Linked DNA regions of Homo sapiens: region 2 is linked to region 1. Evidence: read pairs that join two places in POLR2A ChIA-PET (ENCODE). Cell type or tissue: K562. All regions are shown on one strand. Links, peaks and the distances in the headings refer to the core of each region. The heading gives the core; the rest is flanking DNA. Region 1 overlaps ELAVL4 (ELAV like RNA binding protein 4). Region 2 overlaps LINC02808 (long intergenic non-protein coding RNA 2808).

The links. ChIA-PET counts read pairs that join two places held together with the same protein. Peaks named below come from ENCODE experiments on the same cell type or tissue, not always from the same donor. Only the 100,000 strongest peaks of a DNase experiment are listed, where the experiment ranks them.
Region 2: POLR2A ChIA-PET joins it to region 1 with 6 read pairs; 3 of 35 experiments call an interaction of 5 or more read pairs at or near these places.

The regions. Positions count from the first base shown.
Region 1 is chr1:50,180,475-50,185,850 of GRCh38, reverse strand. The region is part of intron 3 of ELAVL4 (ELAV like RNA binding protein 4); the gene reads right to left. Among named protein-coding and RNA genes, the nearest start is that of ELAVL4-AS1, 7.3 kb to the right of the region's middle. In K562, for the core only: no CTCF peak of the experiment used is centred there; no DNase peak of the experiment used is centred there.
Region 2 is chr1:50,276,506-50,281,881 of GRCh38, reverse strand. LINC02808 (long intergenic non-protein coding RNA 2808) reads left to right here. Exons shown (of 4, transcript XR_947322.3): 3 at 1,698-1,847. Among named protein-coding and RNA genes, the nearest start is that of LINC02808, 42 kb to the left of the region's middle. In K562, for the core only: no CTCF peak of the experiment used is centred there; a DNase peak (open chromatin) is centred at 2,091.

The DNA of each region.
Region 1 (5,376 bases), core at 188-5,187:
AGCTTCATAATACTTTCCCCTATACAAAGCTTTTTATATATGTTGCCCGAATCTTAGTAAAATTCAGACTCATTCTTTACTCCCTTACTCATCACTGAAACATGTAGATGGAAAAAAGTCCCCCCCTCTCCTCATGTAATGTTCACTTTAGGGATAGCACCATTCACCATCATCTTCATCCTGGGGAGCATTTCTTGAGCATCCACTGTAAGCTACGATTCCCTACAAGTAAGATATCATTAGTTCCATTTTCCAGATGACAAACTCTGGCTCAGTGAGATCAAGTACTTATCCAAGGTCACACAGCTGAACTAAGAGACAAACTGGGATATAATTCCATGTTCTGGGATGTTTCCACTATGGCACACTAATCCAGACAGTGAAATAAAAGCCGTGTGCTTGGCACAAACTGTTACTTTCCCTGAAAGGTTACCAAGCCAGAAAGATCACACTATAATTTGTTAGTTATACTGTTGGAACTGGAAAAAATCATTTTGCAGATGAGGAAACCAGTCCAAAGAAGTAAAGTAAGTTGCCCAAGGTCATCCTTAGCAGTTTTTGACAGAGCTGGAACTTGACTTTCCATCTGAACTCAGAGCTCTTTTGAATGGACAAAAGGGGAGAAGGAAGAGGAGTGTGGTGCTCTATGATCACTGACAGACCAGCCATCCTGCCCAGAGGCTGCAGGAGCACCATGGAGAAATGAGTCTTTAATCCGCAGGGCCACTGATGTTTTAGGCCAGCACTGTCCCACAGAATTTTCTGGGATCAGGAAAATGTTCTCTATCTGTGCTGTCTAATATAGGTAGCCATTAGCTACAAGTGGCTACTGAGCACTTCAAACATGCCTAGTGTGACTAAGAAACTGAACTTTGAATTTTATTAAATTTTAATTAATTTAAATTCAAATATAAATAGCCATATATTGCTAGTGGCTACTATGCTGGACAGAGCAGCTCTACAATCAGAAATAACACAAAATTATAGCATCTTAGAGCTAGAAGGGACCTTTAGGATCATTTAGTCAGACTCCACTGTGGGACTGAAATCCTGTCTACATCATCCCTTATGAGTTCATCTGAATGCTTCCGATGATCGGAGCCTCATTACCACCCAAGGCAAACATTCTACTCTGATAGCTACACAGGTTCTCTTCCCAGATTCTTGAAATATAGGATCAAACTAATGCCTCAGGGTCACTGCAGAATTTTCTTTCCTAGAGAATAGAAAAGCAACCATTGTGAGGTGAATCTGTGGGTGGGTGCAGAGACTTCTTTCCCATCTTTGTCATTCACCTTTAGACAATCTTTTAAAATATGAAGCCGAGAATGGGACATAAGACACTAGGATGGGCTGACCAGAGTGGACAAGAAAGGACCACTATTTTCTGTGATATGGAGTCCATAATTCTCCCAACACAACTAAAGTTGTGCTGATTTTTTTTTTTTTTTTGAAGCAGCTCACATCACATTGTTGGCTTCTTTTACACTTGAAGACAGCTAAAGCCCCCAGACCCCATTCCATGTACTTCTGAAAACCTGTGCCTTCCCAACCCATACCGGTCTAATTTCCTTTTTAGATGTGGACACAGGACACTATGAATGAACTTCAAGATACTGGGAACGTATCACCTTCACTGAGCAGAGAGAAGAGGGGAATTGTATTTCCATTTCTCCAACTCCTATCCTTGTATTTGAAATTATTCACTCAAAGGAAGTGAACAGGGCACTGGGAAGCAGAGCAGCCAAATAAAATCTCCCACAAGAGAGGGCTGCTAGCACAACTGGGGTAAACGTGTCTCTGGTTTCTGCTGGCATTGCCACGTGCTCTCTCTTGGCTCCCTGGGGATTCAGTGATCCAGCCGCCCCTGCTGACCTTGGCAGAGAAGCATTCTCGCCCAGGTTGTGACTAGCGGTAATGGAGGAGGAGAGAAAATGCCTTTTTACTATTAACAAGACTGAGGGAGGCAGTCCATCATTTCTGTGTGGGGTGATATCCATCAGCAAAAAATGATCTGCTAACTCTCCAGGAAGCATTAAGAGCAGTGATAGGAGAAATAATTGCTTATGCCGAATGCAAAGAAAAGATGCCTCAGCGGAATGGAGGCCCTTAGCAAGGCAGGTGGATGCAGGGAGGAGAGGGGGAGGCGCAGCTCCCTGACGACCCCTGGCAAGAGAAAGAAGTGGGAGGGGCAAACTGGAACCTGCAAAGCTCAAGTGTGGAAAGACCCCCGGAGGCACTGTTAGTGGTATTAGAAGAATAAAGCGAAAATGGAGAAGTGGTTAAGCAGCATCACAACAGGAAGAGGTGGAAATGAAGGAGCTCACTCTCCTTCCCAGAGAAGGAAGGTGTTTCCTTCTGAAAAGCCTTCCCTCACACACCTTCCCCTTCTCTACTCCTGCTCCCTCCAGAATTGGGCCACTGCCTCATGGCTAAGTGTCTTTCTTATTCTCTCACCGGCTGCCTGCCTGAGTGCTAACTCTCATAGATTTGCTCAGAGTGGCAGGAGCAGCTCTTTTACCCCTTCATCCCAGATCCAGTGCTGCAATCACTCACAATACCTGTCCTCTGGAAATATTTCATTTAAAATCATATTTTAATCCTTTGGGTAATAGCTTAATATAATTATTAGAAAAAGGTAAGTCACTAAGTCATTTGTGCACATATAATACAATAAAAAAAGGATGGAAATCGGCCGGGCGCAGTGGCTCACACCCGTAATCCCAGCACTTTGGGAGGCCAAGGTGGGCAGATCACTTGAGGTCAGGAGTTTGAGACCAGCCTGGCCAACATGATGAAACCCTGTCTCTACTAAAAATACAAAAATCAGCCGGGCGTGGTGGCAGGTGCCTGTAATCCCAGCTACTCGGGAGGCTGAGGCAGGAGAATTGCTTGATCCCGGGAGGTGGAGGTTATGGTGAGCTGGAATTGCACCACTGCACTCCCAAGCGAGACCCTGTCTTAATTTAAAAAAAAAAAAGGATGGAAATATATAAATATATAAAAATGTTAACACTGTTGGCTTAGGAATGGCTGATATTGCCTTCACGATATGATTCTGTACATACCAAATTATTTACAAAGAAGCATGTTTTGCTTTAAAAATGAGTGGATAAGGCTCCTAATAGAGCTGATGAAAACCAATGTCTAAGGCTGACAAAAACCTACCACAGCAGCCTGCAAGCTCTGGTTTCATCTGTCAAACATTCTATGTGGCACGTCGTTGACAGATGAACTTTCTTGGAACTTTACTTTGATCAGATCTTTTGCTCACTCAAACCTTGCACAGCTCCCTATCTCCCCAACCCCAATATCAAACAGAAACCTCTGCAGCCCCATGACTGCCCTGTCCCACTGCTTTAGAGTTGGTCCTTTGCATGTCTGTGTCCCCCATGAGACAGGAGCTTCTGGAGGCAGAGCCAGCAGTGAACGCTTGTTTAATCCTACTCCTGACATTTAGGTCAAAACGCAAACAGGTGTCCCAACACTCTGAAAGGTTTAGTGGGTGTGATACCAAACCCTCACATTCCATTTTGGATCACTTTTTACTGAAGGTTCTCAATGTAATTTGAACATCAATCCAAAACTTTGGTAAACGTATTTCTCTTTTGAAGGTACTAATTTTCTTTGTTCCTGATTAATGTGACAGAGCTGGACCAAATGCAACTTCACTGAAGCAGTTCTTAGTAAAAGGATAAAATTACAATGTAAATTCAGAAGCTGTTCTTTTGGAGCCCAACAGAAGGTCAGGCCTGGGACAGGCATCAGGTGTGGGGTCAAGGAGTACCAGGAATAATTTTTCAGAATCCACAGCCATTTGCAGAGTCTAAAATGATCCCTATTGGAGACGACTTTTAAAAACAAAGCTAGCCGGGCGCGGTGGCTCACGCCTGTAATCCCAGCACTTTGGGAGGCTGAGGCGGGTGGATCACCTGAGGTCAGGAGTTCGCAACCAGACTGACCAACACGGAGAAACCCTGTCTCTACTAAAAATACAAAATTAGCCGGGCGTGGTAGTGCATGCCTGTAATCCCAGCTACCCCAGAGGCTGAGGCAGGAGAATTGCTTGAACCCAGGAGGCAGAGGTTGCTGTGAGCCCAGATCGCACCATTGCGTTCCAGCCTGGGCAACAAGAGTGAAACTCTGTCTAAAAAAACAAAACAAAACAAAACAAACACACACATACACACAAACCAAAAACAAAGCTAAACAAATAGCATCCCAAACTCCTACATGAGGCAAGTCATCTCCACTGGGCTGGGCTCAGGGCTGAAACACTGAACAATGACCCAGTTTCCTAAGTGGGGTTCCAGGCTGCTCTGGCAGGCTAGTGAATGTAAGCCCATGGTCCATACTCCATAGCTCTCTGACTCACATGGATGGAAGAATCTCTAGGGCACTGTCATTTCTGATTCACCTAAATCCGAGGACCTAGCACAGAGCCTGGAAAGCAGGGACCCAAGAAGAAATGAAGTCAGGTCTGTCCCTAGGTTGATAGCAGAAGCCCTGAGCCATGTCTGTTTACTAAAGAACCTGGAGGAGACACACAATTCATTTGTTTGCTTTTTATTCTCCTTCCCATGCCAGAGAGTATAACCCATGTGTGCACAGAGCCAAATACACACCCACACACCCTCACAGAATGCACGTGTTGCTGAGCAAGCAGGCAGTGTGACATTCCAACACTTACGACCTACTGCCAGAGAGTTATTTTTAGAACATTTTTTCTTACTCCAAGTCTTGCTTATCAATTGTGTCATCCTGGGTGTGTCTCTAAGCCTCCTTGGGCCTCAGTTTCCTCACCTGTATAAAGGAGGTAATAGTACCTCCTGACAGGGCTATTTTAAGAATTAGAGTTGATGTGTGTAAAGCACCTAGCTCCAGGGATATTTCAAAGATGAAATGATATTAAGCATGTAAAAGGGTTATAATAGTATTGGATACAGAGTGAATACTCACTATAAATTAGCATTACTATTAATCTTTATTATTATTATTTCAAGCTCATGCTAACATATTAAGCAGCTCCTCTTCTGGCAGAATCCTTCAGAGGCCCTTTTGAAGCTAACTTGAGCTCCACTGCTGGCCTGTTGTATGGCTTTGGACAAGTCACTTAGTGTCTCTGAGCCTGATCTCCAAGATGTGTGGTGGGAACTTTCTCCCACTAAAGAAGTTATAACCCAAAGAACAATTCCCCTGGAGTCACCATCCACACTATGCATTGGAAGCTTAATTACACATCATGCTCTTTCTCTGCTTTGGTGCTGTGCCGATGCCTAGATTGCATGCTTCTGGAGAACAGAGGTCAGATTGCTCTCTGAATGCTGTCAGTATTCACACAGAGTCATGTAACACTGCCCCTAATAAAAGGGAAAT
Region 2 (5,376 bases), core at 70-5,069, 96 kb before region 1:
TTATGGAATGGATGAAAGAACCTCAGTTTCCCTGGCTTCCAAATGCAAATAATGTTCTGTGCTTTGTGTTACCTGTAAGGGCAAATCATAAACTCTAAAGCTCTCTTCTTCCCAGGGGGTTGCAGGATGGCACTGGCTTTCTTGGACGAACAGCCTGGAAATTCAGCAGGAATTCAGTAGCAGATCTATTTTAGGGACTTCACCATGGAGCCCACTACTGGATCTTGGGGATGTTCAGGCTTGAGACTGACTATTTCCTATTTCTGGGCTTTGGGGGTGGGTGGGTCTCAGGCTAAGAGGGATTCTGAGCTGGCTCCCAGTCAGCCTTCTTAACATTTGGCATCCACTCTCCTAATCTCTTTGCTATCCAGTGTCTAGTCAAGAAACATTGGTTTAGTCCTACTATGTGTCATGCATTGGGCTATCCCTGGGAATACAAAGATTCAGCAGACACTCTCCTTGTCCTCCAGGAGAAGGTAAACATGTGAACAGACAATGGCAACCCAGGCAGACATGTGTTATAGTAGAGGGCAGCCCAGGGCTCGTAGTATCCCAGAGCAAGGATCATAGGAGATCTGAGAGATCACATTTCCTGCCTCTAGCTCTTTCTGGGCTGTGAATGACATTAACTCATTGTAAGATCTTAGATTACATTTCTTCTCTGGCCTTAGTTTTCTTTCTCTACACAGCAGGGCAGCTGGACTTAGTGGTGCTCCAGATCTTACCCCACATACTCACCTCTTGTGCTTATGCTGCTGGGCACCATGCAGTCCTCCTTGTACTCTCTGTGTTTCTCAAGAGGCAGAGGCCTCATCAGAGCTCCAAGTCACATCAGGCAGAAGCCTTGGCAGTGGAGCACAGGAAGGTTGAATCTGGGACTTCCATAGAGGTTCCAGGATTTCTTTTGGTATCTGCCAGTGTTGGACATGGCCAGGTCTGCTCTGGGCACATTGCCTACCTTCCAAGTCATGGGGGAGGCTGCTTCTTGTGATCATTTTACTAGGACCTGGGAGTGCAATGACAAGCAAAACCAGACACAGTTTGTAGCCTCATGGAGTTCACTCATGGAACTCTGGGTCCTCATGGAGTCTAGTTAAAGAGAAAGTATTAATAAAACAGGCACATAAATGAATGTATAATTATATCCTGGGGTAAGTGCTGGAGTGCTAAAAACATAGTCCTAGGAGAGCAAGTATAATGAGGATTGAAGAATAGGTTTAGCAGCATGAGGTCATTATTGAGAGTTGTTTTGTCAGGATGATGAGTCCAGAAGCCACATGGGAGTGAACCAAGGAGCAAGCTGGAGGTGAAGAATTGGAGGTGGTCAGTGTAGATAACTCTCAACCAGTGAGCACTGAAAGGGCTGGGAGGAATCTTTGAGGTCTTCCATGGCAAGCACTTTAAAAAAGATTACAAAGAGATTCACAGACATCATCTTTTGTATTCTTTAGAACAATCTTGTGACATGGGAGGGTCAGGTTTTATTTCCACTTGACGTATGAAAAAACGGAAATCCAGAAAGATTTTTGTCTTGAGTAGAGAGTTCACAGCAGAGCCAGGACTGAAACTGAAGTTTCCGGAATCCCTGCCCTCCTTCCACTTTCCAAACAAAATGCCATCTGTCTGGAGGTTATTTGAATGAATAAGGACTGTATTCACCACACCCAAGTTTTCTTGATTACATTTTCTCTCCTCAGCCCCTACAGATTCAGGACCACGGCCAGCACCCACACTGCCTTCCGTAAACACTGAGCTAAATAAACCTAGAGCCTTGGTGATGAGATCAGCACTGCCTTTGTAAGTTGGTTTTCTCAACAAACATCAACTGAACATCTACTAAACGTAAGGTGAGATGACAGGTTCTGGGGACATGGAACTAGAAAACTGCCCGTAAGGAGCCCACAGTCTAGGATGGACAAAGCATGGACACAGAGTGTGAGAATGTGCACAGGGGTTGTGGGATCCTAAAGGAGAGTGAGGGTCAAAGAAGGCTTCCTGGAGGAGACACAGCCTGAGGTGAATCTTGAAGACAGAAGATGGCAGTGAGGAGCTACTGAGGGGTTTTAAGCGGGGGTGTGACAAGGTCACGTGTGTTTTAGAGAGATTTCTGGTGTAATGTGAGAATAGAGGAGGGGTGAGAGAAGAGATAGGGAATGACTCAGGAGACTGAATAAGAAGAAGTCTCCCAAAGCACATTTAAAAAGGCATAGCCAGGTTTTAATCTTGCTTGCAAAAGCAGATGGAAATATTCTGTGTTTTATATGTTTTCTTTTGGCATTGGAAAGTTTCACTTTCTTGACCAGCAGAAGCTGATACTGAGGGAATTATATTGCTGGTGGGCAGGAGGAAAATGAAATGCAGAGAAACAGGGAAGGAGGAGAATCTGATTTGTTGAGCTGTTGTTACGCATCAGCACTATGCTAAGTGCTTTTTACATAGTCTCATTTAATTCTCCCAACAACCTGTGAAGTAATGAGGTCTTCATATTTTATAACAAGAAACTGAGGATTAGAGAGGTTAATTACCTGTGGCCCATGGCCAAACACACAAATAAAAGGAAGAGGCAGGATTTGAACCCGGGTCTGCATGGTTCCAAATGCCTCACATTCCCTTCTTATGCATATGTGGTCTCAGTGGAGAATGTGGTGGAGACCTAGCTGACAGAAAAGCAGAGTAAAGCCCCTGGGCACCTACCCCTGCAGCCTTCTTGTTCACACACAAAGGAGTAATCACAATAAGCATTCTTTCCTCAGCTTCTAAGTGCAGGAGCTTTAGAAGGTTACAAATGGACTCAGTATGTGTGACATAGTCACTCCTAGGCGAGGTGGGTTTTACTTGCTTCTTACCACCCCATGATATCACATCTTGCAGAAGAGAGTGCTTCTGTGTTCAGGGACAAGAAGATAAGAGGTTTCATGTCGGTGCCAATTACCTTCTTTGACACCCCTGAGGTGCCCTTGGCCCCCAAATTTTGGAGACTGCGTCATTCTCTCTGGGCCTTTTGTGGCGGCTATGACAGCGTCTGCCGCAGAGCCTAAGGAAGCTTTATGGAGATGGTCACACTCCAGTGCCCAGCCCACTTGTTGGAACTTTCCAGAAATATTGCACTGCAGACATTTTCCACGCTGTTATGCTAATGGAATCAGGAAAAATCAATTGTCCTTAAGGAACAGGGGAATGAGACGTGCTGTAAATGCCACGGAATGAGTGATTGGTTGATTGCTTGCCCGCGATCGGAGCTTGTCTCATCCCTACATTATTCTGATGAATTTTTATGGCATGCCTCCTTTCTTGCTTGCTCCCTCTCCCCACCCCCCTTCCCCCCTTAGCTGGGGAAGAAGGTTTATGGCTTGCAGCTTCTCAGTTGATTGAATGCAGCTGGCATTGTTGCAGCAGAGGACAAATAGGTACATTTGCTTTACAGGCTGAGAAAAGTGGGTTTGGAGAAATTGCACAGCCACGTCCCTCTGCAACAAAGTCGCCCTTAAAAATGCAGATATTTTTAATGAAATGACTTTACTCTCCTTCCAGGCTGTCCCTAATCTTTCTGTTAGAGGAAAGGGCAAAAAAAAAAAAAAAAAAAAAAAGTTGGGGAAAAGAAATGTATAGCTTGTGATTCTGCGGAAATCCGATTTTTCATTCTTATCACAAAGGACGCTAACGAAAGCATTTCATTAGTATTCATTTTAGGCCAATGTGATTTTCTCCTTTTTGCTAACACAAAAATAAATAAATAAACAGTCGAGCTATGTCTGGGAAACTGCCGACAAGGCGGCTTGGAGCAGAGGTCAGCATTTTCTTGAATGAGTGTGCACCGCATTCAGTAAGGTGGCCAAGAAAATGGATCCAGCTCAAATAAGGGCCATCTGGGGCAGGGATGAGACAAGGTTTGGGATGGAGACAGGTCCCTTGGGTTTCCAAGCTGGTGTCCAGCTTGGCCATGGCAGTTTGTGGACTGGAGAAGGCAAACAGGCTGTGACTGCTGTTTTCCATGGGGAGTTAGCTGCAGCTGATACTCTCTGTGCCTGGCTGCTGGTTCTGAGGATGGGGATGCTTCAGTCCTGGCCAGGGCACTAGGCAACTCCTATTGTTCTTCTTTCCTGTCTCTTCCTCAAGGGCAACTAAGCCCTGTTGAGGGTTGGGAAATCCTACTAGGTGAAAATCTGGGAGTGTTTGGCTGGAAAGAGGAGATTTGGGGACACAGCTGTTGTCTTCATCCATCCAAGGGAGTATTGTGAACGAAGAAGCAGGCTTATTGTATTGGACTTCAGAGGGCTAAACTAGCCTCAGTAGGTGGAAGTGACAGCATGGCAGAGAAATCCATCAGATTTGAGATCAAATTTCAGATCAAGCATTTTCTGAAGGTGTCCGCAGACAAGTCTCTGAGCCTCAGTGACCACATTTTTAAAAGGAAGTAAATGAAAATAAACCCCAATGTATTCTTTCCAGGCTACTGGAAAGTACAGTAACTTGGAAGTTACTGTGCTAGGAAGTGGCTCTCAGTGACCCCTTTGTAGAGAAGGGAAACCCAGATTCAGAGGGGGTAAGTAGCACAACCTCTGGGAAACAGGCCCCTAGACTCCGAGGCCAGAGCCCTTTGCCTGCCCCAGCCAAGGGCATCCTTGTTCAGCTACTTCTCAGGACTGCTGTATGGAAGAGGTGAGTGAGATACACAAGCAGAACACTGTTTGTTCTTGGATAAAAATTCTTACCCAGTTCACCTCAAAAATCAAGTCATCTGACATATTTCCATCTCTCTGGGGCTGTACACTCCTGGAGGCCAGTGTCCCTTTGTACTCTCTGTGCTTAATTCAGATGTTTCAGCAATTCATGACTTGCCTTAACATGCTGTGTCTTTTGATACTTCCTGGCCCTGGCCTATGCTACTGTCCCTGCGTGGAACATTCTCCCCTGCCTTTTTCATTTGGCTGAGTCTCACCCATCCTTCAACTCAGATTCTACAGCTTCTGAGGAAACTTCCTTGACATCCCACACAGGCCTGTTATTCTCTCTGCTCTTGTTGGGTCACTGTGTAGTTGTTTATAGAACCATAATGATACTATTAATAGTAACACAATGAGCAGTGGGAATCTTGGTGTCAGGCTGACCTGAGTTCAAATCTTGACACTGCTGTGTAATCATGAATGAGTTACCTAAACTCTCTGAGCCTCCCTTTCCTTATTGGTCAATGGTGATAGTTATAATAATGGTACCTATTCCAAAAGGCTATTTGGAGAATTCAATAAGAAATATTTGTAAAGTACTTTCTCAGTGCTTGGCACATACAAGACCTCAGGCAATTCAAAATGAATGACTGAATACAGTTTCTTTTAGGTTGGCTAGAAATATTGATAGAGGTGACCAAGGACACATTTG